5 separate regions of the Mus musculus genome follow, and regions 2, 3, 4 and 5 are each linked to region 1. Evidence: chromatin loops called from intact Hi-C (ENCODE). Cell type or tissue: heart. All regions are shown on one strand.

What was found. A loop is a pair of places that touch in the nucleus more often than their neighbours do. Peaks named below come from ENCODE experiments on the same cell type or tissue, not always from the same donor. Only the 100,000 strongest peaks of a DNase experiment are listed, where the experiment ranks them.
Region 2: it touches region 1 in a loop (3-fold over the local background); 6 of 42 quality-filtered maps call a loop at or near these places.
Region 3: a loop joins it to region 1, with 2.6 times the contacts of the local background. A loop is called at or near these places in 4 of 42 quality-filtered maps.
Region 4: it touches region 1 in a loop (2.2-fold over the local background); 4 of 42 quality-filtered maps call a loop at or near these places.
Region 5: a loop joins it to region 1, with 3 times the contacts of the local background. A loop is called at or near these places in 5 of 42 quality-filtered maps.

The regions. Positions count from the first base shown.
Region 1 is chr13:110,745,480-110,750,479 of GRCm38, forward strand. No RefSeq gene overlaps it. Among named protein-coding and RNA genes, the nearest start is that of Gm33172, 64 kb to the left of the region's middle. In heart, no CTCF peak of the experiment used is centred here; a DNase peak (open chromatin) is centred at 2,212.
Region 2 is chr13:110,891,491-110,896,490 of GRCm38, forward strand. All of the region lies in intron 2 of 4930526H09Rik (RIKEN cDNA 4930526H09 gene), which reads right to left. Among named protein-coding and RNA genes, the nearest start is that of Gm38397, 9.5 kb to the right of the region's middle. In heart, no CTCF peak of the experiment used is centred here; a DNase peak (open chromatin) is centred at 2,591; H3K27ac peaks cover 707 bases.
Region 3 is chr13:110,555,793-110,560,792 of GRCm38, forward strand. No RefSeq gene overlaps it. Among named protein-coding and RNA genes, the nearest start is that of Gm32990, 10 kb to the right of the region's middle. In heart, a CTCF peak has its summit at 3,091; DNase peaks (open chromatin) are centred at 2,389, 3,059 and 4,969; H3K27ac peaks cover 618 bases.
Region 4 is chr13:110,688,420-110,693,419 of GRCm38, forward strand. No RefSeq gene overlaps it. Among named protein-coding and RNA genes, the nearest start is that of Gm33172, 7.0 kb to the left of the region's middle. In heart, no CTCF peak of the experiment used is centred here; a DNase peak (open chromatin) is centred at 2,612; H3K27ac peaks cover 1,232 bases.
Region 5 is chr13:110,900,375-110,905,374 of GRCm38, forward strand. It overlaps 4930526H09Rik (RIKEN cDNA 4930526H09 gene), which reads right to left and starts at 3,472. Exons shown (of 3, transcript NR_131194.1): 1 at 2,995-3,472. It overlaps Gm38397 (predicted gene, 38397), which reads left to right and starts at 3,125. Exons shown (of 5, transcript NR_131193.1): 1 at 3,125-3,153; 2 at 3,393-3,450; 3 at 3,704-3,869. In heart, no CTCF peak of the experiment used is centred here; a DNase peak (open chromatin) is centred at 3,057; H3K27ac peaks cover 2,274 bases.

The DNA of each region.
Region 1 (5,000 bases):
AATCTATTTAAATAGATAGATAGATAGATAGATAGATAGATAGATAGATAGATAGATAGATAGATAGATAGATAAATCCTAACACCTGTGGTCATTATAGACATCTGGGGAAGACTGAATCATAAGGGTATATCAGGCTTTGTGTATCCAATGATGTTTTCTGGGACAGCAGTATAGACTACTTCCCTCAAACACTGGAGAGGCTTATATTTCTTGGGTCAAGGGATGGAAAGAAAAAAGAAACTAGTGCTGGCAGAAATAGCAACAAATCAACTGTGCACAAACAGTGTGGACAAAGTCCTAACAAATATGGCATCTAATAGCTAACGTTCCTCCTCTCATTTCTAATACTTTACCACAAACCAGCTAGACCCATTTTGATTCCACTGAAAAAGCTATCAGCAATAACACTAACTAGCCTTATCAGTCAACACTTTTCTTCCATGTTCACCCCGTATCTCATTCTTCAGTAAGAGGTTTCAACAAGAAAGAGCATGGGATTTTATTACATGTCTATGCAATATAAATGTCTATCTTAGAGGCATGGTTTTCATCAGAAAATTTTAATAAGCAAATATCTATCTACCTAAGATTTATGAACTATAAAATGGCTTACATCTTTTATTTGGGATGTTTCTTTGTTTTAGAGAAAATAATGCTTACTTAAGTTTATTCAGGGTGTTATGTAGCAAAGATACTATAACATCATGGCATTTATTTCTTAAAGAGTTTTAAAGTAGTTAATGCCATAGAGATGAAGGCACTGGTGTAAATAATGACTGAAGACAGCTTGGCTTCCGCCTTCCACACTGTGTCTTCTTGCTATATTCTAACGTGGTAGAGGATAAAGGGCAGCTTTCCAGAGCCTGCTTTCGTTCTTGGATGCCAAGTAGCTCGCCAATGCTCACCTTCATTCAAAAGCTTAGGAATGGGATTTCCACATGAATTCATGGAAGCATAATGTTCAGCCTGTAGCAAGTAGGTTTATTGTTATTTTAAATATAGGTCTACTTAATAATCTATACTGAAACAAGATAGTGTCAAATAAGCTAATAGTCTTTGCTTCTCAGCTGAATGTTATAACTTCTGAAGTACAGAATATTCTAGGGAATTGTAGAATATTCTAGGGAGTTACTCCAGGAGTTTATTCTATAGAATATTCTAGAGAATTATTCCAGGAGTTTATGCTATAGAATATTCTAGAAAATTATTCCAGGAGCCTATGCTATAGCATATTCTAGAGAATTAATTATCCCAGGAGCTTATGCTATAGCATATTCTAGAGAATTAATTATCCCAGAAGTTTATGCTATAGAATATTCTAGGAAGTTATTCCAGGAGTTTATGCTGTGCAGTTGAATTCTCAGGTCACTGGAACTGTTTCCACCAGGAAGCCATCCCTTCCTGCAGTGATATGGAGGTAAGAATATAAAGGGGTCCTGATATGTTCATATGTAACTCTATAAAGCAATAGAGGGGAGTCTTTTAGCTCACCCCTGTGTAGTACCTACCTTCTCCAAAGAGCTACACGGTTAATTCTGCCAGCACCATTCCAAATCAGACAAAATTTAGCTATCATCTAGGATGGATGGCTGTCACTAGAGCAAAATAGGAGACAATCACTGTTCTGATTTCACACATCACACACGGTGCAGCCACAGTAAAATGGAACCTTTATTGAACAGAGATGCCTTTAGCTACTGTGGCTACGTGACAATTAAATCATACTCACTGCAGAGCAGGTCCCAGAGGCATGAGGACAGTAGGGTGGATACAGGGTCAAAGAAAACACTAACTCTCCATAACTGGGACAATCGGTTCTTAACATACAAGAGTCTATTCATTTGGGATGAAATCCACTCATCTCCAGCATGTGTCAGAAACAAGTTGGAAAGGAAGCACAACAATATAATGAGGCGAGATGAATGGAGTTCACATGCTGGCAAGTGGCCTCTCATTCCAGCTTACTAATGTCTTTATGTCTGACAATTTCCAAGATACTTGTGTCTGAGCGCGGGCTGCCAGAGATGAGCCCAGCCCTTTAAAAAGCTTGGGGCAGAATCTGTGTCTCTCACATGTTTCTGCCTCAGCTTCCTCCTTAGCTCCTTGTCTTTGCAGAAGCCACAGTTTCCTGCCAGAGAAAGCCCCTGTGACCTGCCTGCTCACCAGTTCTCCGTCTTTGCCATGGCTGTGATTGCAATTGATTCTTCAGCTTGGCCTCAACTCAAAAGTGTTACTTCTTTGGGCTGTCTTGGGCCAAAGCCCCAGCTGGAGAGGAAATGTCAGGAATCGTCTTTTGTCACAGATAAGACTTAATGAGTCCAAAGCCTACATGATTACAGGAAGTCTGTAGAAAGCTGAGTGGTATTCTTTGATCATTGTTTAAAAGACATTTACATAGTCCCAGGGGCAGATAAAAATTAACATATAAAAAATACATGGCAATTACTTTATCAGTAGCTATAAATGTAAACTTGATGTGTTTGCTGCAAGTTGGGTGTGGTGTGGATGAAGATGTGGAGAGAAGAAAAAGAAAGTTCAAGTCGGAATAAAAAAAAAATAGTAAATCATGAATAATTACGACAAACCAAAAGTTATCAGCCAGCCTCTAGGCAGCTAACAGTGCAGCTTGGGTAATTTTACCTGAGACTGTCCGAGCTGTGGCCAAAGATACTATAATTTAAAGACAACAGTATTCCCACATTTTTATTCCCCGATTACAGAGGGAAGACTTTGGACATTGGGAGATTAAATTGGTGAGAAATATAATTATTTAAATTCTCTAAGCAAAAACTTCACAATTCCATCTTAATATAGCATTCCTGGAACAAAAGCACCTTTAATCTGTTGGTTGAACAACAAAGAAGCTTTGTCTCTTTTGCAAGCCGGGGGAGTTCATGGCCAAGGTACTGGTCGATCTAGTTGCTGTGTTTCATAAAAAAGATAAGAGACCAGAGCTATGTTTGGTGGGGGGTGTGGTATGGTGTGGGGGAAGGAGGTACCTCTGTGGGCTCATGCTGAGGCATCCCTTCCCTCTGAGGGACCACACACACAATGGTATAGTATAGAATAAAGTTTATTCATGGAATGGGGTGGGAGTTGAGAGAAAGGCTGAGAGAGAGAGAGAGAGAGAGAGAGAGAGAGAGAGAGAGAGAGAGAGAGAGAGAACACAGGACTAGAGGGAGTAGAGGCTGGCTCTGAGCAGGTGGAGAGAGAGGAAGGGGAGGAGGGGAGTGGGGAGAGAGCAGGAGCAGGAGCAGCAGCAGGAGCAGCAGGAGCAGGAGCAGGAGCAGGAGCAGGAGCAGGAGGAACAGGAGCAGGAGCAGGAGCAGGAGCAGGAGCAGCAGCAGCAGCAGGAGCAGGAGCAGGAGCAGGAGCAGCAGCAGCAGCAGCAGCAGGAGGAGGAGCAGGAGCAGGAGCAGGAGGAGGAGCAGCAGGAGCAGGAGCAGGAGCAGGAGCAGGAGCAGGAGCAGGAGCAGGAGCAGGAGCAGGAGCAGGAGCAGGAGCAGGAGCAGGAGCAGGAGCAGGAGCAGGAGCAGGAGCACAGCAAGAGCACAAGAGAAACAGGAGGGGCAAGCAGCTCCTTTTATAGTAATTCAGGCACACCTGGTGGTGGCCAGGTAACTGTGAGCCAGAGCCTAGAGGAAATGCCAACACTAATATCTGGCAAAGACCTGCTTCCTGATTCTCATATATCCTTCGGCTGTAGACTCTTTTATCTAAGAATGGAGAGAAAGGGCAAGCTAGCTTGTGTCTTTTGTTTGTTTACTTACTCATTTAGAAAGGCTCTCACTGTATAACCACGGCTGGCCTGGAACTCATAGAGTGGCTCCTGCCTCAACCTTCTGAATACTAGGATTAGAAGCCTTCTGGCCTTGCGCCTTGTTTTAAAGCCATTAACCCCAATCCTGAGAGTCCCATTCTCATGACCTATCAAAATCCCCAAAGATCCATGCCGAATGCCCTCTCACTTGGGTGGGATTTTGCACAGGCAACTAAAAACATTTGGTGCACAGCAGAATCACAGTTTGCTGTGAAGAAACTGGAGCTAAGGCTCAGATTAAGAGGTAGTAAATGGGAAAGACAGGGTTTAAACTCAGGATTTGCTTTGAAGTTCAAGCTGTCTTCTAGAAGCTAGCTGCCTAAGTGTCCTTAGGACATGCAGCATCAAACAGCTGGGAATTCTGTGATTTTCTATTTGTCTGAACACTTCCTTTTGTCTCTGCAATCCTCCACCATGACAGACTAATGCAGGTGAAAGGTTTTGATTACCCACTAAAGAGAGTCGCCTTCAACCCTAAGGATAGTCGGAAGAGATAGATGTATTCTTATAGTGCAAATTTGACACACTAAGATTTGAAATGCCGTTCATACAGTTCAGCCATCCCTCCAGCTATGAATCCATTCTATGGCATGGAGGTGCAATTGTTCTCTTATTGACTGACTTCTTGATGTGAATCAACTCCCACAGCCCTCAGGAAACCCCCAGTGACGAAATCACCTGATACCTTGAATTTGATAGTACTTTTTAGGCATCAAGCTTTTCTATGCTTTGAAAAACACATCTCTTAGAGCCAAGACAGATTTGTTAAGTGACTTGTGAAAACTTCCCTGTCACCTTTCACTAAATCTCAGCTCTTCAGTTCTCAAAGAATTGGATGGTGGAAGGAAGCACACCAAAGAGAGTTTATGTGAACAAACCTCACACCCTTCAGTCCGGCTGTGTTACAAGCTCTGTTCCTTCCAGAAATCACCAACTGTTGCTTTTGCTTCCATTGGCTTCCTCTTCCTTAAAATTAGTTTAGAAAATCGCCACTTTGATTTTTCATCGTTGTGATCACTGGACTTAATCCCCTGCTGTTGGGAAGGAAAGAAAATCTAAAAACAAACATTGTTATAAAAATACCTCCAGATATTGAAAAATGATTGCATAGAAAAGTATCCTGAATATATAAAGAAAAATATCCCTTTCACCTAAGCAGCATATTTTACTACTTCAA
Region 2 (5,000 bases), 150 kb after region 1:
ACAGACAGCCCAGGCACACAAGGAAAGCCCCACGCCTCACTGGTGAGGTGGGATGGTATAAAATTAGTGAAAAGCACAGGTTGGCTCTGCACGTATCTTAAAAAGTAAAGTGGACGAGGGACTGCAAGACAATAACATGTTATGGTCATTTTCTAAATTTGTTTTTCTAGAAGAAAGATTGAAAAACTGGCAGAAATTTTCAAAGCATTTAAAGAAATCAGGGAAAGTGTAGGGCAGTTTGGATAACACACACAAAAAGTACCATTTTCTGTAGTAAGAGGGCCTAAAACTCTGACTACCAGGACTAAAATTTAATTATCAAAGTATCCAAGCTCTGGGGAAGGTTAAATTTCTAATGAAGAAAAAGTGCCTAGGGCAAGATTAGGACCCTGGCTGGAAAATAATAAGACCCTGGCATATTCATTAAGTATTTAGGTAGAAGCTCACAAAAGTCTTGAATTCCAAAGGTCCCTAAAATCTTGTAAAACTGCAGAAATGCCCTACCCACCAAGAGCTAGTAACCCTCCACCCTCACAGGAAGGGAATGTAGAACCCTCCCCCTGCACAAAATGTGTGTTTTCCACAGGATCTGTTCCACTTCCCTTTGTGGCTGCTTAGCAGATAACTAAGACTAGCTTCCAGCATAATTAAGCCAAAGATATACTAGAATCTCAAAGAAAGGAAGAACGATACTACACCGCAAAGGAGCTGCAACTCTTGGCCACTGTGCACCAGGAGGATGTAAGAATTGTACGTGAGATTGCATGTTGAGGATGTGTGATGAAGGAAACTAAGTATAACATGGATTTTGATATGAGAATTTATAATACTGAGAACACTTACTCAATATAAAGGATCTAGAATACTGGCAAAGACCACAGGAGATCATGCAACCTCAATTTATCTGCACATGACCATCATCACCCTTGTTCAGAAAGAGATGTGATCCAAAGCCAGACACCATTTACAGACTCATCAGGAGCTACAGGTTTTCTTAGCAGTCTAAAGAAAGAAAAGGAGGAAGATCAGGGATGTCATGTCAAGGAATATAGATAAATGTATGAGTAGGTTCAAATCATAAAAATGAGTCGATCACACGATGATCTCACCACATAGCATCCATTGTAGAAAGGGTATTAAACACAACTATTGCCCACTAGTTATTGTTTTCACAAGGCAATACTAATCATCAGGTACCACAAAGCCATTATTATATAATAAGGCAAGGAAGATTAAGTCTGGTACCAGGTAGCCCACTTTCTGGGTGTTCCTCTGCTCATTTACCATCACAGATAGAAAAAATGAAGCAATTCTGACTTGATAAGTGCATGATAATCAGATCCCAAGATTATTCAAGACTGGGGCTGTGGGTTATACCATAAGGAAGTAGTTGGAGATCGGAGAAGATAGGTAAACATGAGGGAAATCTAGAATTGACAACGAAGGGAGACCGTGAGTATATGTGATAACTTTTGAGAGAGGAATCCACAGCTTCACTGACTCCTGATTTCCAGTCTACCTGAAGAAAAGAAGTTCAGAAGAGTGTTCAAGAGTTACTTCAAATATGAAATGGACAAATCCAAATGGAGCAGGGATCATCTGTGGTAAACCAAGTAATGCTATGTTTGGTCTGCTTCTCAGGGTAAAGGTTCTTCCTGCTCCTTAAGTGCTATCAGAGCTCATCAGCTGCTAGTCCCTTCTCAGAGTGCTTAAACTGTAAAGAGCCCTATGGCCAATGTTATATGCCTGGTATTGATGCCCACAGCCAATGACTGTCTGTCTCAGGCCAGTGAAGGTCAAACCCTCGTGGATAGCTCTGAGGGTCCACTTCAATCCTAGACATCTCTTTAAAACTAGCCAGCAAAGATTCCGTACTTGTGTCTCCATCAACTCCTTCTGCCTGATCATTTTCTTTGTCTTCCCTTCCAGAGGTGTTTACTGTCTCCAAGAAGACCATGCAATAAGCAGTCTATATCCTCAACTTTATTAAAGAAGAAAGTCGCTTTGGAGTCTGGTTGTGTATATTGTGCAGAACAATCATCTCTCCTCATGAAGAGGGATAACCCTGCCGCGTACAACCTGTGAATTTCTGCTCAGCTCAGATTTTACTAGAGGCTTTAACTTGGCCTGGAAAAGAGAGAGGGGAGGTGACCCTGAGGCAAGTTCAGAGTTAGGGTTACCATTTAGTATGCCAAACACACAGATATGCCCCCCCCCTTGCTGCTGACAGTTCTCAGAGGCAGTGTTTGACACCAGGAGGCCCCCAAAAGACAAACTGTAAGATTACAGATGAAGCAGCAGAAGAAAGGGTACAGCCAACAACTTCTTAATAAAGATTGCAAGGAGCCAAGTTTTTATTCCAAATAACCATAACCTTGGCAGACGAAGAGAATTCTGAGGACAGAAGAAAAGCTCCAAGTGTTTATATAATTTCAACAGGGGAAGACCTTACAGAACCTAGGAAGGGTGGGACCACCAGGGCCTGGCTACCACACTGTGATGATTACCCCCTAACATGTTGGAAATTCACCTTTAAACCTTGTTTGAGTCAAAAAGTACAATAGGCAATTCATTCATTTCCTCCCACGGGACCCAGCGCATGTGGCCATCTCCTGAGGAAGGCAATCATCGCCTCAGGGTGGTCTGCCCGAGCATCCGTCCAAGCCTTGATTTAGAGGAAGCTGGATCCTTGTGAGTGTCTCAGAAGTATAAGCACAAGATTGGAAAGCAAGATTGGGAAGTGTCTGTGTGCTGTACTTCTCAGTTTGACACACACGCAGCTTCAAATCCCACAAGATACTTTTCCTAGATTATTTCATGTTCATTAATTATCTTCATCCCAGCTTCTAGGTAGAAGAATTTCTATTAACTTGTTTTTTTTCCTTTGTTTTCTTTTTTTTGAAGCTCTTCTCTTCAAATTGCATTCTTTTTGTATGCTATAATGTGGGGCAATATTCATACTGTAAAAAGGCATAGCCTATACTCACTGTGTATCGTTAGAAGCGAGAGTAGATTTGAAAACAGATTAAAGTGATAGGTCACAAACTGAAAAGGAAGTCCAGGCTGCCTTCTCTGGAGCAGTGGCCTCACTTCTGTATGTCTGCACTCCAAACCTATGCTGTTCTTCAGTGATGTACTCAATATTACCTCAGACTGAACCACCACCCGCCAAGCCCTTAAGGCTGGAGTGTTTCTTTTATAATTCTATTATAACACTTATCATGGGCAGTCTGTGAGTAACTGTGTTCTTGCATCTTGAAGACAAGAATCATGTCTTCTATATCTTGGACTTAAAGTAGAGGAAGAAAGGGGACTATTTTTTAAGTTAAGACAAGCTAGTTTTCAGAATTTATGTTTACTAGTTGTAAGTAACTAGCCTTTTGGTTGTTTTTCTATGTATGCTTTCTAAGTAAGAGTGATGTGAAAGATGAAGGTAGTGATGTTTATGAAGCTTTTCAGACATCCTCATAGAGCATCTTCTAATAGCTTTTTCATTATTAGCCTAAATAACCTTAAAACATCAAAACAACAACAACTAAGTATCCCTTAAAGATTATTCCCACCCACAGTCGAAAAATCAAAGGTATGAGGTTGTTGCTATCGTGGCCATAAATCAAATGGTAATGAACTGCACAACGTGTTAGGGAAATGTAAAGCAGCTAACCAAGGTGATTAGCAGAGAAGTCTTGCAAACTGTGTGGGTGAGATGCTCGCTAATAAGGGATGAGGGATGGCAGGGAAGCAGTATTCGGTACACAGAAGCAGTCCGGTTGTGAAATCTCACAACCACGGACCTAAAAAAAATGCCCACGGTGAGCCAAGAGCAATTCCAAGGAAGCCGAGCTGTAGGTGAAAACATCCAGGTTGGGAAAAGGAAAAGAGGAAAAGAAAGCCCTGAGTGAGGAGGGAGAGGTGGGGAGAGGACTGGGTGATAAGTCAGAGAGAGGTCAAGGGAAGGAGAGATACCCTTCGAAAACAAAGGCCGCTGTTGTGCCCTGGTCTACTAGCTGCTGAGTTCACTTCAACATGTGCTCGGAAAATCTCCCTTCACACTCATCAACCACGCCCAGCCCTTGCCAAGTTCCCGTAAAGGACATGGAGATGTCATGTACAGGTCACTGAAAAGAATATGGAAATATATTAAATGCTCTTGGTTATTTTTCTAAAAATATGAGGCGTGCTAATTGGACTCAGTGGAGTATTAAAAAACAAAAAAAACAAAAAAAACAAAAAAAACACCAGAGTCCATAAAGTTGGAATGGAGAGGCAGGAGGGAGTTGAAGTGGGTAGGGAGGGGATGGGCAATAACATAATACACTGTATATTTTTAAGGTTAATACTTATATGGTCAACTGGTAAAGATGAGGAATAAGTACGTAACAAAAGCCAGAGTCTGACCCAAGACACTTTTGCATGAGAAACACTACATAAAAATCTTCGTGACTGACGTTTTCCAGAGATCTCGCGTCCATCTCTTGTCTGTGTGGTCACCTAACACTATGGAGTTGTTCTTTGCCACTTCCTCTCTCTGCAGTTCCCGTTCCCTCTCACTAATTAGCTGCCAGGACTGCAAATGAGATTCAGAAAACAAGGGCCCTCTGATTTCTCATAGCCCGGGCTACTTCTGTTCTCTCGGGGACAGGAGATTGTGAAGCCTGGAAGAAGGCAGCTAAGAACAGGAAGTGTGCACAGCCATAAACCTTCATGGACTCCAACAAAATTCTCATTTGAAACTGCTAAGCTCTCTAAAGAGGTAATAATTTTCCATTGCCTGAAAGTTCACAGTAATAAATTGGCGATTATAGAGAGGAACAAAATTAATGACTTTCAACTCCAGATTTTGCATTCTTCCTTGGCAACCTCTGGGCCTTGGCCTAACATGAACCTCTCTCATAAAATAGGCACAGAATATTTGGTAGACATGGAATTAAATCCATTAAACTGATCGATTAGTGTTACAAGCCCAAGGGTACCAACTTAAATAAATATATAAACATAAT
Region 3 (5,000 bases), 190 kb before region 1:
CTGACCTTGAAGTTGCCAGAAGATCCTGCTTGTCTGTCTGTCTGTCCTGTGTGCCCAAAAGGTCTCAAGTAAGGCTCGCCATGCTTTGAAAAATATCAGCAGTTTATATATCTATCTTTTCTTTATATTATTAGCTCTTAAATAAAAGGATGATTATTATTTTTTTAAGCAACTTTGCAAAGCTTCTAAAATGAAAGGGTTACATTAAAGTGTTTTAGCGAATGCATTCATGAATAAACAAATTTATAACTACGTGTGACTCAGACATTTGCATGGTTCTTTGACTGTGAAACGCACAGATGTCTACACATGTGCAAAACCTTCAAGCGGAAATGGGAGCCCTGCTTTTACTGCTGCATGCTTTATGGTAAGTCACACTAATTTAGCATGTTTATTCTCCTCAATGTAAGAAAAGACTTACAGAAAACACTATTAAATTTCAGAGCTGCTCCTACTCATCACCGTCTCTTGAAAAAAAAAAAAAAACACTTCCATTTCTATTTTCCTAATGCAAAGGTAAGATGTCTCTTGTATCACCAGTGATCACTGGTGCTAGTTGCCAGTGGTTATATGGTGTCTGTCAGAATCAGCAGCAGAATATAGAGAACCCCCATGTAGGAGTGGCATAGGAACAATAGTGACTTGTTTTCATCTCATATCAGAAGAATCCCAAGAGATATTATCATATGTTAACATTTGTTGGAAATATCAGAGTTTAAAGGTCCGTTGTTGAGGGTTAAGGGACTTTTTAGAGGTAGCTTTTGCCAAGGCACGTGGATGAGGCTGAAAATGGAGGCGTGGCATCATGATGGTCAGGCGAAACCCAGCATCACGACTGCTAGGGAGCTTGGTTAAGTAGGAGAATTCAATGGCTTGTTTACTAAAAGGAGACCATTGCTGCTGGGAGCTTGGAGAATTGTTATGGTCCAGAATTGTTAAGCTTAGGGGGGAGAGAGAGAGAGAGAGAGAGAGAGAGAGAGACAGAGAGAGAGAGAGAGAGAGAGAGAGAGAGCAGAAATCGGCATAAGGAGATGTGGCCTGTTCTGGGTAGGATGTTCTCAAAATAACCAGAAAGCCCCAGTGAAGGCGTTAAGCTTGAGTGTTCTGTAAGATGACTAAAAGCTTTAGGAGTATTTAAAGGAGATGAACAGCAGGGAGGGACAGGGTAGGAAGTCAATCTGGCCAGAACAGAACACTTCAAAATGGTTTTATCTGAACGTTTTGAACCCTTGACACTGAGTCACTTAAAGGAAGTAGCCAATCCCCAAGGAGTGACTGAAGACACGGGATATAGATGCTGTAGCTTTGGGGTGCATTTCCCAGTATCTAGAAGTCGGGTACATATTTTGCCAAACCAGGCTGTCCTGCCTGGGGCAATTCCAAAGTAGAGGTGGGTGCTGAGCCAAAGCGATCTCTTTTCATGTGCACAGACCTATGCACCTCATACCACCACCCCAAACCTGGAATCACCATCACCAGCATCATTACTGTGCCCGGAGATATATTAGGAGTGGCTACAGCAGCAACAGGACCATCAGGGAAGAAGCAGAATTTGTTAGATGTAGTGATTAGGGTTTGGAGCTTTTTGCTGTTGTTGTTTTCGTTGTTTTGTTTTGATTTTTTTTTTTTTTTTTGCTTGTGGATGTATCTCCTGCTATTTTTTTCCATCAAAGGAATATTCTGTGACTAGCCCTATGTTCGAGGGCAGGGTTGCTAAATACCCAACAGTAAATGAACATTCATTTGAGCAGCAAGTCCTTCCCCATGCATGTGCTGTGTTGAAAGCTGACCATACAGCTGCTGTGAGTTCTCAGCGTTCTGAGCCAAAGTTCAGATCCTGGGGGCTTGGACAGATGTTCAGGAGGAAAGCAACTGTCCATTCTCTTTTGAATGCTAGCCTACAAGGATGCTTGAGATGGGAGGGGGGAGGGAGGGAGGGAGGGAGGGAGGAAGGGAGGGAGGGAGGGAGGGAGGGAGGAAGGGAGGGAGGGGAGAGAGGACTCAAAATCTTAGTGGCAGATCTGGGCAAAGAAAAGAGGCAGGTCCTTCTTTCCCATTATTATACTGGTTAAGAATCAACCGTGAGCAGAATAGGGGAGAAGTACTAGTAAAAAGGGGACAGGCAGGTCATGAGATCTTAATAGCTCTTGTTAGTACACTTACTGACAATGACGTAACGCAAAATGTCTGGATTATAATTCTAGTCAGGAGCACTGGGCACAGCATCACGGTGTCTGACTCCTTGCGCACGTGCAGAGAGCAAGGTTACTCCGAAAAGAGATGTAATTTTCCCAACCGGGGTAACTCATTTATTTTGATAGCTGCGGGCACACAAAAGAGAGCAGGCGTAGTTGTTAGTTGCAGGTGTTCTTTGGAGTGTGCAGATTGGCAGGGTCTGCGTGGTGGAAAACGTATAGACTTCCTCTCCAAATAGAACCTGGGAAATCATCCAACACGTCCCACTTTCCTGAGAGGAAGCAAGATGTGGGGACGGGAAAGCTGTGTCAATAAGGCAGCGCGGCAAAGGCTTTTGTGATTGTTTTCGTATCATAAATATTCTGCTGCCCAGCTTATGAGCGTGTGATTCCAAACAATGGTAATTTGCTGACATTCTTCAACAAAACTGTGAAGGACTCGGGCTTGCGGTCCCTTCTCGCGGAATCCTCTGTACAATAACACAGAGAGGAAATTTCACGACTTGGGCCACCCTTATGAAACCACAAACGCTAATTAAGACGAGGAAGACTGAATTTCCACCCTGTAATAGGCCCAGAAAGATGACCACGTGAGCTTCGCAGGAGGAGTTTCCTGCTTTGGTGCATAGCTTCATTTCTAGGATAATTTTGAGCTTCGTTCCAGAAGTAATTTATCCGACAGTTCAGGGTCTGTTTCCCCAAATACCTCTGTGAGGCTTCCAACAGACATTAAACTAACTCACCTTCATGGATCCAGTGTTACAGTAGCACAGTTTCTCATGTATGACATTTATCCATTCAGACTTAATCACACAACTTGCCAATTCAACTCAGTCAGCCCCTCCTCTTCTTCCTCTGGCTGCAATGGCCCCAGACATCCTCTAGGTCATCTTTCCTCAGCAGCAGCTGCTGCTTCTAGGTGACAGCAAAGCAGAGCAAAGAGAGGCATCGCACCTCTTGAAGTTCCAGATACTGGGTTCTGTAGCCTAATCTGGAAGACAGTTCAGGGTTAGACACATCTCTGAGGACAGTAATCCTTATGTCTGAGTTACCTTGACAAAACTCCGAAATCAAAGCTGGGTCTATGGCAAGTTTGTTTCATTATAAGGGCAACAATGTATCATTTGTCATCTGAAGGGAAGCTTTGCGTCTTAACAGCTACTGAATAGGCATGGAGAGAGCTGTCACTGTTAGACAAAACTATTTTCTTGTTTTGAAATGGGGGTCTTGCTATGGTGCTCAGGCTAACATTGGTCACCTGGCACATGCCATCCATCTTGTCTACCTCCCAAGCACCAAGGACTATAAGTGTGTGCCACTGTGTTTGGTTCTACTCATGCAATAGAGACAGGAGAAGACAACTGGTGTCATGTTCTGGACCAGGCTCTTCCCTTGAGTAGGATAACCTTATAGGGTGGCTTGACACTCAGGTTTCTCCAGGCATACAGCTTCTTATCTTTACTGATCACTCTAGGTCCAGATATAGTTCAAAATGAAGGAAAGAGACAAAGATTATAACAAGGGCCAAGAAAAGCAATTGATGTACTAGAGTTTGCACGTCAATCCACAAATCTTTACATGATCCATGGCCTTATATTCTAGGCATAATTCTGGTTTACTAACTCTTTTTGACATGTAAAGATTTCATTGATGTTCTAGAAATCAAATCTAGGGCTTTGTATAGGGTCAACAAGTATACCACAGCCGAGAAATATCCTGCATATATGTCATATGTTGTTCAGTATTTCATCTACTGCTCAGATTTTCTGTTTGCCAACAATGTATGTAACTATCTTTATTTTTATATGCAAGAAGTTCTATGAGACACTGGGCATACATGACATTCTGGTCTCCAGAAAAGTCATCCTCTGAGACTCAAGGAAAATAAACACAGAAGCAAAACCAGTGCCGTTGATAAATGATGGAGCAGAGGGGAAAGCAGTTGCTGAGACAACAGGCCCAAGCTCTGGGGGAAAAAATGCTAGCAATGACATATAAGCAATGACATATAAGATGAAAGAAGGAAGCTGGGCAAAAGTAAACCTGGATTATTTGCTATTTTAACAGCCGAAAGACAGAAAAGAAACTGTGTGCGTGACAAAGTAAAGAGTTATAAGAAAAAACATTACCTATATGGGATACTATATATGATGCACAAACCAAAGAATTGGAATTCTATTTTCGAAAAGGGAACATATAACTCATACACTCTTTTAAACATCTTTTCTTTTGACCCTATATCCCCTAGCACCGATACACATACATACATGCATATGTCTGCATACCCATGCATGTGTGTGTATACACACATATACGTACATCTAAGTATGCATATTGTGCTAGTCAGTTTTCTCTTACTTTAACAAAATCCTGACATAAATCAACTTTTAACCAAGACAAGTTTATTTCTCTCACAGTTTCAATTCAAGTTTGGGTCTGAGGATAGTGAGACCACATCAGATTGGAGAACATGGTGGAGCAAGCGTTTCACTTCATGATGTCTGTGAAGCAAAGAGCAAGGAGGAAGGGAATGGGTTAGGTGTCCAACATCCCCTTAAGTGCCTTGCCCGCATTGGCTTAAGGCCTGCCATTTGCCTGCACCACCTAAAGGCAACACCACCTCCGCTGTGGATCAAGCCTCCACACGGGCCTGTAGGTTACACTGAGTCAAACCATAGCACGCATAGATGTAGACCTTCTCCACAGGAGCTCTGTTCCTCAGCCCCGTGTTAGCCCAAAACAGCAGGCACTTATGTAAGAGGAACTCAGGCAGTACAAACTTCTTAAGGACACTCGGAACTTCTC
Region 4 (5,000 bases), 57 kb before region 1:
TAAGCATCATTTAAGGCCCCGACTTGTTCTAATTGCTCAGTAACCATCTGCAGTTAACGACAAACTCTGTTTAAGCTTCGGCAGCTTTGAGGAGTCGGAACAGTCACTTGGAAAAATTTTTTCGGAGAAAAACAGCATAAACCCCAGGGATAAACATGGCTCATTTCTCTAAAGTGACCCGACAGCTTCTACAACGGTCATGACTAGCTAGGGCGCCGTGTTATCAGAAATATTTAAATGAGCCTTACCCCGGCAATCTTCCTCTTCTTCACTGGGGACTGCTTGTCTTACTGGGGTTCTGTTTACTTTGCCTCTTTTCCGTTCATAAAGACATATGTGGAGAGAAACGATGACATATTTAAGAAAACTAATAGGATTTACGTGTCCATCCCCAATCAATGGCCTGAATCGCCCTAGGAGTAATCCCGGTTCCAGTGGAGATTAAAAGTTCAAGAAGGTCACATGAAAAACAAATAAAAGCACCAGAAGGAGACTACTCTGCACTTGGATTGGATTACTTTCCTTTGGCACATGTTCTGTTTTCTTGTGATGGCTCATTTTGGCTATGACAGGGAGCTGTGGCAATAACCACACCCCCTGATGGTGAGGGACTGCTCAGTTCTGAAAGGTTTGCAAAATTAGTAATGAGGGCTTGATTTCAGGCATGGGACTCCTGCCTGCCTTGATATCTCTGTGTTTGCTTGTTTCTCCATGTAGCATCAAAGTATATTACTTAATAACCTATGAAATGGAGGATCCTAGAGCTAGTGAGAAAATTGCTGTGGTCTCAACAAAATTCAAAAAATTTAAAAGAGGATATTCAATATACTCTTCCCAGAAAGTAAAAAAAAAAAAAAAAAATCCAAAATTCATGTGAGACCAGAAGAGATCCCAAATAATCAAAGCACTCCTAAGATTAAAGAACACACTGGAGGGATTATTATTCCAGATCTCAAGATAGATCATAGGGTCATAGGAAAAAGACCAACACAGCACTGGAACAAAAGCAAACTTGCAGACTAATGGAACAAAACAGAAGACCTAAACTTGAGTGCACATGATGGCTACCATCTGATATTTTACAAAATGGCCAAAAACTACACCAGAGAAAATAGTGCCTTTAATCAACAGTGCCTGGAAAGCACTATCCACATAATGACTGAAGAAATTAGACCTGTACTTATCTCTCTACACAACAATGAACACCCACTGGATTAAAAACCTCGATGTAAAAGCTGAAATTGGGAGAACACACAGGAAGCTATATACATATTACCAGGCATAGACATAGAAAAAGAATTTCTTACTAGGACCCCATTCACTAAAGAATGAAGGCCAGCAATTGGCAACTGGGACCTCATAAAACTAAAAAGCATCTGCATAACTAAGGAAACTTCAGTGTAATGAAGAAAACACCCACAGAGCAAGAAAGAATCTTTGTGAGCTATTTACCTCTCAGTCAAGAAATCAAATAATCCAGTTAAAATATGGGGAATGAGACTGAACAGGGAGTTTTCAAGAGAAGAAAAAAATTTTAAAAGTTAAGATTGCATGAGAGAAGGCAGAAAGATTGTAAGAGCCAGAGACCCAGAAAGTCTCCTATGAGATTGGGTCTCCTAGACATGACTCTATGTAAGACCTAAACAATGACAATGTCAGTAGGGATACTAGAAGATCTGAACAATAACAGTATCAATAGGCGTGCTAACACAGAAGGGAGAAGATTTCTCAGGGCTCTGCCTCGAAACAAAGAACTATAAACAAGTGATCACTCCTGAATTGGTTAGGCAATACATAGTGGTCTTCCCTGGAATCATATATACACAAGCAACAAAGATGGACTCAGACGATTGCACTTACATATTTGCACATCTATGTATATCTATTTATCTACTATCTACTTTTCAAAGAGGCCATCAATTTGGACAGAATGGGGAGGGACATGGGAAAGGTTGGAGGGAGGACAAAGCAGAGGGGAGGTGATGAAATTATAGTTCAATTAACAAATAAATTAAACAATGAAATAAAATGCAAAGGGAAGTATGGTCAGTGGTGGTATGGGTATGAAGCAAGCGCTGGCAATATGTCAAATAAAACTGAATTTCACTATTAACATCCCTAGTAAATCCAGAGAGTGAGTGGTTCCTAGTAAATGTTCACTTCAAGGAAGTTACGATTACCCCTCCCTCTACCAGGACCTCATTCCAGGGAGAGGTGTCAAAATTGATGTAGCTTTGAGTTGGCTCTGTGTGGTAGAGCTTGATATGCAGTGAATTAAACTTACCATCTGGCAACCTGGGGCTTCTGTTGTCTCAGATTGTGAAGCCAACGTGGGAACACATCCAAGAAGCAGAGTGCAGGGGACCTGGTGGGTACTAGAAAGCACTGGACACATTACACTCTTTCTTTTTTATTTATAATTGTTATCCTTTCTGAATCTGTGGATGTCACCTTCATTTCCGGACCTGACATATTTCACTGGAGGTTCTTTGGAGAGTTCGGACTCTAATAACAGAAGAATCCCCTGGCAAGTAATGATCTTGTGTTGTAAAACACTCTAACCCATCACATTCCAATGGAAACCTGCCCACGATAATGAATTCAGAAAGGACGAGGAACTGGAAAGTTGCCCTCTGACTCATGGCTCTGCTCCAGCCGTACTTAGGATAATAGATCCGGGCTGGGTCTCCCTTGGGAAAATGTGTATTTTGGGAAGGAAGATGCCTGAACAGCATATAGAGAGGTTTCCTGTGCTGCCACGAGCAATTTATGACTTAATGAGTTTATTTATAGGAACATTATAAGTCCGTTATCATTTCAGAAATCAATGAAGCAGTTTCCAAAGGAAGTCAGTGATTTGTGGCTATCAGCTAACACAAATTATTTATCACAGGGAAAAAGAATCCCTCCAGAAAAGAAAACTGGTAACTGAGCAACGTAACAGGAGATAAATCCTTCAGGAACATTGAATACAGTTTTGTAAGAATAAATGTTGCTTAAACAAAAGGCCATAGTGTGTCTACTGGTTAAACATCTTAAAAAGCTTTTAGAACTCTTCTTTTCTGATTGTGACTAGGACTTAATGCAGAGAGCTGCCATTCGCGAAGAACTCACTGCTACCCTGTGGATACCTGCTAACTACTCTATGTATGTTCTTTACCCCCTTCGATCTGATACCTCACAGAGGGTAAAAGGGCTCTGAGAGATGTGGTAAGTAATTATTAAAGAGATATAATGGCTTGCTCGAAACAGGGAATGATAAAAGGGGGATGATAAATGGAGTGATAAGTTCAAGTCTACCTTACTCTAAATCTATGTGTTTCCCCTCTTATACTAACACCACTGGTTCAAGTTATTTGATAATGTCTGAAACAGATGTGTTTGATCTGTTTCAGATCATTCATTTCACTCTACATTATAATATACAGCCAGATACACACATATCCAATTTACTTATCCATCCCTTCAAATATATGAGTCCGTTGTTCACCTATGGCAAACCCTTACTAAGCACATGGGACCTATGAATTAAAACTTAAAGCCTCTCATCTCAGCGACTTAACAGGGAGAAAAACCAGATAGCATTTATATTGCACATGTGCAACTATCAAAGAATGTACAAGATCATGAAACAGAATGGCAGCACAAATTCTCTAGGCCTGGCGCTGCACAACATCACCACACTTGTCAAATTACCAGCTATCTTTCCAAAGCTACTGACCTCAACTCCAATTGCAGATAACAGCAAGGGAGTTGAGACTGTTTATGTGGGTTTAGGGAAAGTTCCATCTGGATGTCAGTAGAGCGCACAGGAAAGGGTGTATTTCTAGACAAAGGAAATCTCCTTCTCCTAAATGTAGAACCTCTTGGAAACTGTTCTGAATTTAGAAATCAACTTCAACTGTCACTGTTTGTGAAGGGGGTGGGTTGAGGTGGAACATACACTTGAAGTAGCTACATATATCGCAGTCTCTTCTTCTAATTGCCTTGGCAATTCTAGAGTTGGATCCACAAGGACTCGTATACTATAATCTTTTATTGTTTGCACATGATTATTGTTTGCGCACAATAGACTGTACTTCTCTGTTTGGTAAAATTTGAATTTCTCTTTTAAATTAAAGCTTTCAATATAATGAAAGTAGCTTTCAAAAGTTGTACTGTTCATTCCTTGAAAACCTACAATGAACAGTTTCTATACCTCCTGCATCCTGGTGTTTGTTCCTGATAAAAATAGAAACACGTCTTATAAATATAAACAGAAGAAAAATGATAAGGACCAAGTTCAAGTTCTAGGCAGCATTGCATGCTGGGAAGCACAACGTACGTGATTTTTAGGCTTCATCAAAACGTGCATGAAGGCAAGTTCATGGTTACATCATGCCCTCTGCTCTCCTTTGTTTTCCATTGCTGCGATAAACACCAGAACGCAAGGCAATTTGGGAAGGGAAAGGTTTAATTTGGCTTACACTTCAATGTCACAGTCTGTCATTAAGGGAAGTTAGGGCAGGAACTCAGACAAGAATCTGGAAGCAAGAGCTAAATGGGAGACCACAAAAGAACACTGCTTACTGGTTTGTTCAGCCTGCTTTCTTGAATAATCTGCAACCACCTGCCCCTCAGTAGAACCACACAGTGGGCTGGATCCCCCCCCCACACACACACATCAATCATTAGTTCAATTAGTTCAGATAATGCCTTCCCAGACACCTCTGCAGGCCAATCTGAAAGAAGCACTTTCTGGACTGATGTCCTTCCTCCCCACCACCCCCAGAGGAGTTTAGCTTGTGTCATGTTGACAAAAACTAACTAGCAAAACTATCTTAAGAAATGAACCTAATGAGTCTTGCTTTCTTGCCTTCTGATTGAGAGACTAGTCTTCTAAGTGGCCCTAACCTCTCGGGAGCCTATCTAGTTCATATAAAGATTTCTGAACTCAGCTCTTCCAAAGTCAATGTCCATTGCTCACCACGGTGAAGCAGAAAAATTGACCACAGAAATAT
Region 5 (5,000 bases), 150 kb after region 1:
GCACTTCCGTGCAGCTCAGCTCCACCTGAACAAATTGAAGCCATTTCTCCTTTCAGTCATCTGTGCATCTTACACCTGCCCTTTGGGGTACCAGGTTCTAGGGACTGTGTCTCAAGGAGGCACAGTGGTTCTGAGCCCTCCTCATTTCAACTGCTAAGTCAAGGCAAGGTACAGAGGAAAGGAGTCCCATAGCATCATGAGTTAAACCTAGGAAATGAGAGAGACTATTGACCAGGGGATATTTAGTGAGACAGCTTCCTTTCTGGTCTGCTGCTACATAACCATTAGTTCTGGAGAATGGCTAAATTTGGAAGAGGGTAACCGAGCACATAAAGGGGAGGAGGTCTGTACAGTATCTGAGGAGAAACAGCTGATTTTTTTCAAAGGCATTCAGCTCTACCATATAATGGTTTTATGATTTTTCATCTTTACTTTCATTTTGTTTTAAGGCCCAGATACAGATAAAAACAAGACATCATCTTGTGTGTATACTACAGGAACTATAACTGCATGCCAGATCTCAGCATCCGTACCATAGGAAGGAATATGCTTCACTGGAGTATGAGGCATGCATGGCCCTTGAAAACCCATGCTTTGACTTCTTGAGTCGGAGACAGATACAGAGTATATGTAGGCAAGATGCGCAGTGCTGGATAACTTACTGTTTTTATTCAAGTCTAGCTTTCATCATGAGCCAGGCAGTTTATGCTTTTGCCATTTGTCTGCATAATAACTATGTATTTTATAATTATATGAATAATTGTTTACATGATTATCTTGAGTATACATTCAGTACATGTATTATTATATATACTGAGGTTTATAATAAATACACTTGAGGCAATGCTTCGGTTCACCACCCACATCCCCACAAAGGTAAGAATGAAGGGTTTGTTCTCCCAGCTTTGATAGGACTGTGGGAAATGGACCTCACTGCCATTCCTGTTTGGGATTCTTTTATCTGAATAAAGATGGCTCACCTTAAATGGCCCTGCTGATTACTGATTTGCTACATCAACATGCCTTTTCCCTGAATCAGCACAAATCAGAAAGGCCATCACACCTGGCTGTTACAGTGGCTACTGTGGCCAATCTCTTGTTGCGACAGCCTATCTCAACATTTTCTCTTCCAAGCTATAGTCAACTCTTTTATGTGGATTATTCTTAAGACATTCTCTAACAAATATGTGCTACTCTATTTCCTTTTCAGAATCTACTTTCTGTGGACATCTCCTACTATATAACCTCCATATTAGCTAATGTCTCCTGAGGAAGATTAAAAAAAAAGATTAAAAAAATTATATTAGCCCAAATTATGGATGGATTACGGATGACTTAGCTACATTTGGAGTTTGAAAAACATACAGTAAATGATATTTATAATTCAAAAGGAAATAAGCTTTTGAAGTGAACTCTGTTTTCAAAAAACCTAAATATTAGGAAACTGAGATGACCTGATTTAGAAATATATCAACTCTTGTCAAGTATTTTGTGTATGTGTATTTATGTATGCATATGTGTATATAGGTGTGTGTATGTATATATGTATGGGTATATATTTGTGTATGTGTATATTTATGTGTTGTGTATCTATATGTATGTGCATGTATGTGTGTATATGTACGTAAATGTATGTGTATATTGTTCTATGTGTAGGTGTGTTTATGTATATGTGTGTATGTATGTGTATGTGCATGGATGTATATGCATGTTTATATATGGGTGTGTTTGTTTATGTGATGAAGACAGTACACCCCTCAGCTACAGACTAATACTGGCTGTGGTCTGCTGGGGTTGGGGAAATCACTGTCTTCACTAAAGTGTCCACTAGTAAGTTATTTGTGTTCCAGTGCTCACTGGTTAAATGCAGACAGCCATGAACCAAAGCCAATCATTACCAAAGCCTTAAGTCACACAAGCAGAATGGGGACTAGGAGTTTAGGAGGAGTGCCTGTGGGGGTGGAGAGAAGGTAGGAGCTGTAGATGACAGTTAGCATCTGTTCCTATTAAGAGTGAACCTTCCACAGTCCTTTATTCCACCAGAGGTCTGTTAGCAGTAAGTTAATTTTAGGAATAGTAGTGAGAACCACTTCTTTAGACACGAAGTTCTATTCTCAATCAAATTTCATACCACATAGCCAGACTTATCAAACGTGATGGGTTTTACTAAGAATGTCACAAATCGCACAGACTTGTTCTCTGATCCGTTGGCATCATTCCATAGCCCATGCATCTCTCTGCCCCTTTATTTCCCTGGAGTAGGTGAAATCTTCCCATCTCATGTTCTTCCAGGGTTCTAGAAGCTATTTGAGGATGGAGAGTTAACAGCTGACGCTCTGACACCTTGGCCATAGCTGTCTATGATGACTCTGTGTCTTACATAGTCTTCATTGCATTCAAGACGAGCCATGCAACAGTTGTAGGAAACAAACCATCATTTTCATATTTTTGCATTCCTGAGGATTAAGTGTAAGACATTGCACATTCTAAGCAAGCAAGCACTTTGCCCACAGAACTTCACCTTTAGCCCTGAATTGCGGGAGAAAAAGGCTAAAGAGGAAGATAAGAGCCAGACAAAAAAACTTGACTTCCGTGATAAAATTCTTGGGCTTGATACACAGTGACAAGGAATTATTTTTTGGCTTAAACAGGAGCCAAATCTGTTTGTTTTAGACCATCATTCTGTCTAAAGTATGAAAGAAGAAACGGAAGGAGACTATCACTGTTGTGTCAGGAACGTCTGTGAGGACATGTGTACATGTATGTCTGTACCATAAGTAACAGTACAAGAAGGAGAAGGAGAAGGTAGAGGCTCAGCTGGAGCAGCGGTCCTTTGTATCTGAAAAGAGAACTCGCTTCTCTGCTCTGTGCTGAAAAGAGCCTCTGGGTTAGCAGGTTTCTGGTTAGCTTTGCCCAGAAATATTTACTGTCAGCAGCCTGAAAAACAGAAAACTTCAGGATGTTTCTCTCTCTAAGGCCTCAGATGACACTTACAGCAGCAGTTGTATTTCCTCTTTGGCTTCAGCTGCCTCTGTGCACGCATGCTCCAGTCCTGGCTGCAGTCCAGGGATCCCACCCTTGGCTGTGGAAACACTACTTCCTCTCTTTGTCCACACAGCCCAGCGCTGATTATAGCTTCCTGCTACAGCTAACGTGAGTGGCCTTGTCTTCTGTTTGGCATCTCACCTTTTCCATCATCCAAACCAGCAATGCTCTGAGGACCAATCTTTCTCTCACCCAAGATAGATTTCAAAGGTGTTCTTTATCAGATGGACCCCAACTGATACAAGAAGGGGCACATTTCAGAAACACGTAGGAATCAGAACTTTGGGAACTTTTTGAATATATCCTTTCTGACCTAACTTCAAGTTGGCCTCCTGTGTTGCTAACAGATGTATGCTGTATTGATTCCTCAGTCTTGTGGCTATACCTTCACTACAGCCATCCATGGTAAGCTAGTAACCTTAGAAATAAGAGATCAAAAGCAACAGGATGCTTGTATAAGAGGCAGACGAGGCTCTGCAGGGCTGACATGCCATAGAAGCCAATCATGTTCTGGATCTCCCAGGACTCAGACTTCCAGAACAAGAAACCTGTCACAAAGGCCAGATCCAAATGGCTCAGCTATCAGGACTTGACTAGGATCATCATGCGTGGTAACCTAACAGAAGGACGTTTTAAAACACTTCCTTTGGTCTTGCAGAATCCCGACAAAGGAAGGCCAGTTTTGAGTGTCAGTAAGAAGATAAATGTGAAGCGCATAGCTGCCTGCGCCACAGAAACCAGCACAGCGCGAGGACAGAATGGAGCATACGCAGTGAGCCTCACCACTTCAGAGACTTAAACAAACTGGAGGCATGCTCTGTAAGGTGATGGAGGTGTGGTGATGTGGCTGGAGCTCCAAAGCAGAGAGCTTACAGGAGAGCGGTCACCTCTCTCTGGAGAGCAGAAGCATTGTGGCCTTTGAGCTACTCGTGGGTGTTATCATGAGCTTCCTCTATCACTGTATCATTCATAAGCTTGCTTTCCAAATTGTTTCAGATTTACAAAAATGCCGCCAAGGTGGTATAGACTCCAGTGATTCTCAACTTGTGGATAGCAACCTCTTTGGAGGGTCATATGTCAGATATCCAGATAGATACTTACATCGTGATTCAAAACAGTAGCAAAATTAGTTATGGAGTAGCAATGAACTAATTTTGTCATGGGATTCACCACAGGGGGAGTTGAATTAAAGGGTCTGCAGCTTTAAGAAGGTTAGGAATCACTGGTATAGAGGATGTCTTTATTTCCCTCTATTCTGTCTGTGGTTAATATTTTACTGTCATATATTCGTCACAGTTTTTTTAAGTCAGTACATTACTGTTAAATAAACTCTTCACTTAATGTGAAAGTCACTAGTACCACCCCTCCCTTCCCCAGGATACCACTGAAGGGTTAAAAGTCTCAGGTAGACTGAGAAAATCCAGACTGGAAACTTGACTGGTAATAACACCTGGCTTCTATTAAGATAGATAACACACTAACCTCCTTTGGTGTTTTCCGCTGGGACCCTGCAGGGGAACTGACCTCAGATAGAAGCTTCTATCCCCAAAGTCATTCCTCTTTCCTATAAAATCCCCTAGCCCACTGTGCTAATGTAAGTAGCTTCCATTCACTCAGAGAGACCTCTCCCCTTCAGCTGTTCAGATTAAAGGGCAATTCTGCTTCTATATACAGAATATATATTTATATATGGTCTGTCTCCTCTTTCTTTTAACTCTGTGCTGCCTCTATCAATCTGGATCTAACTACCATCACCTTAACAGTTAGAAACATTTTAACTTTATTTTCAATCTATACTAATTGTTAAGGAGAAAAGGAACACCCTGAGAACTTTCCACAATCATGACTATTGTTCCAAACTCTAGGGATCTTCCTACAGAAAGGACATGCTGAGCTCGTTCAGTTGTGACAGTGTCTAAGGGTACAACAAAGAAACTGAGACTGACAGTCACAGG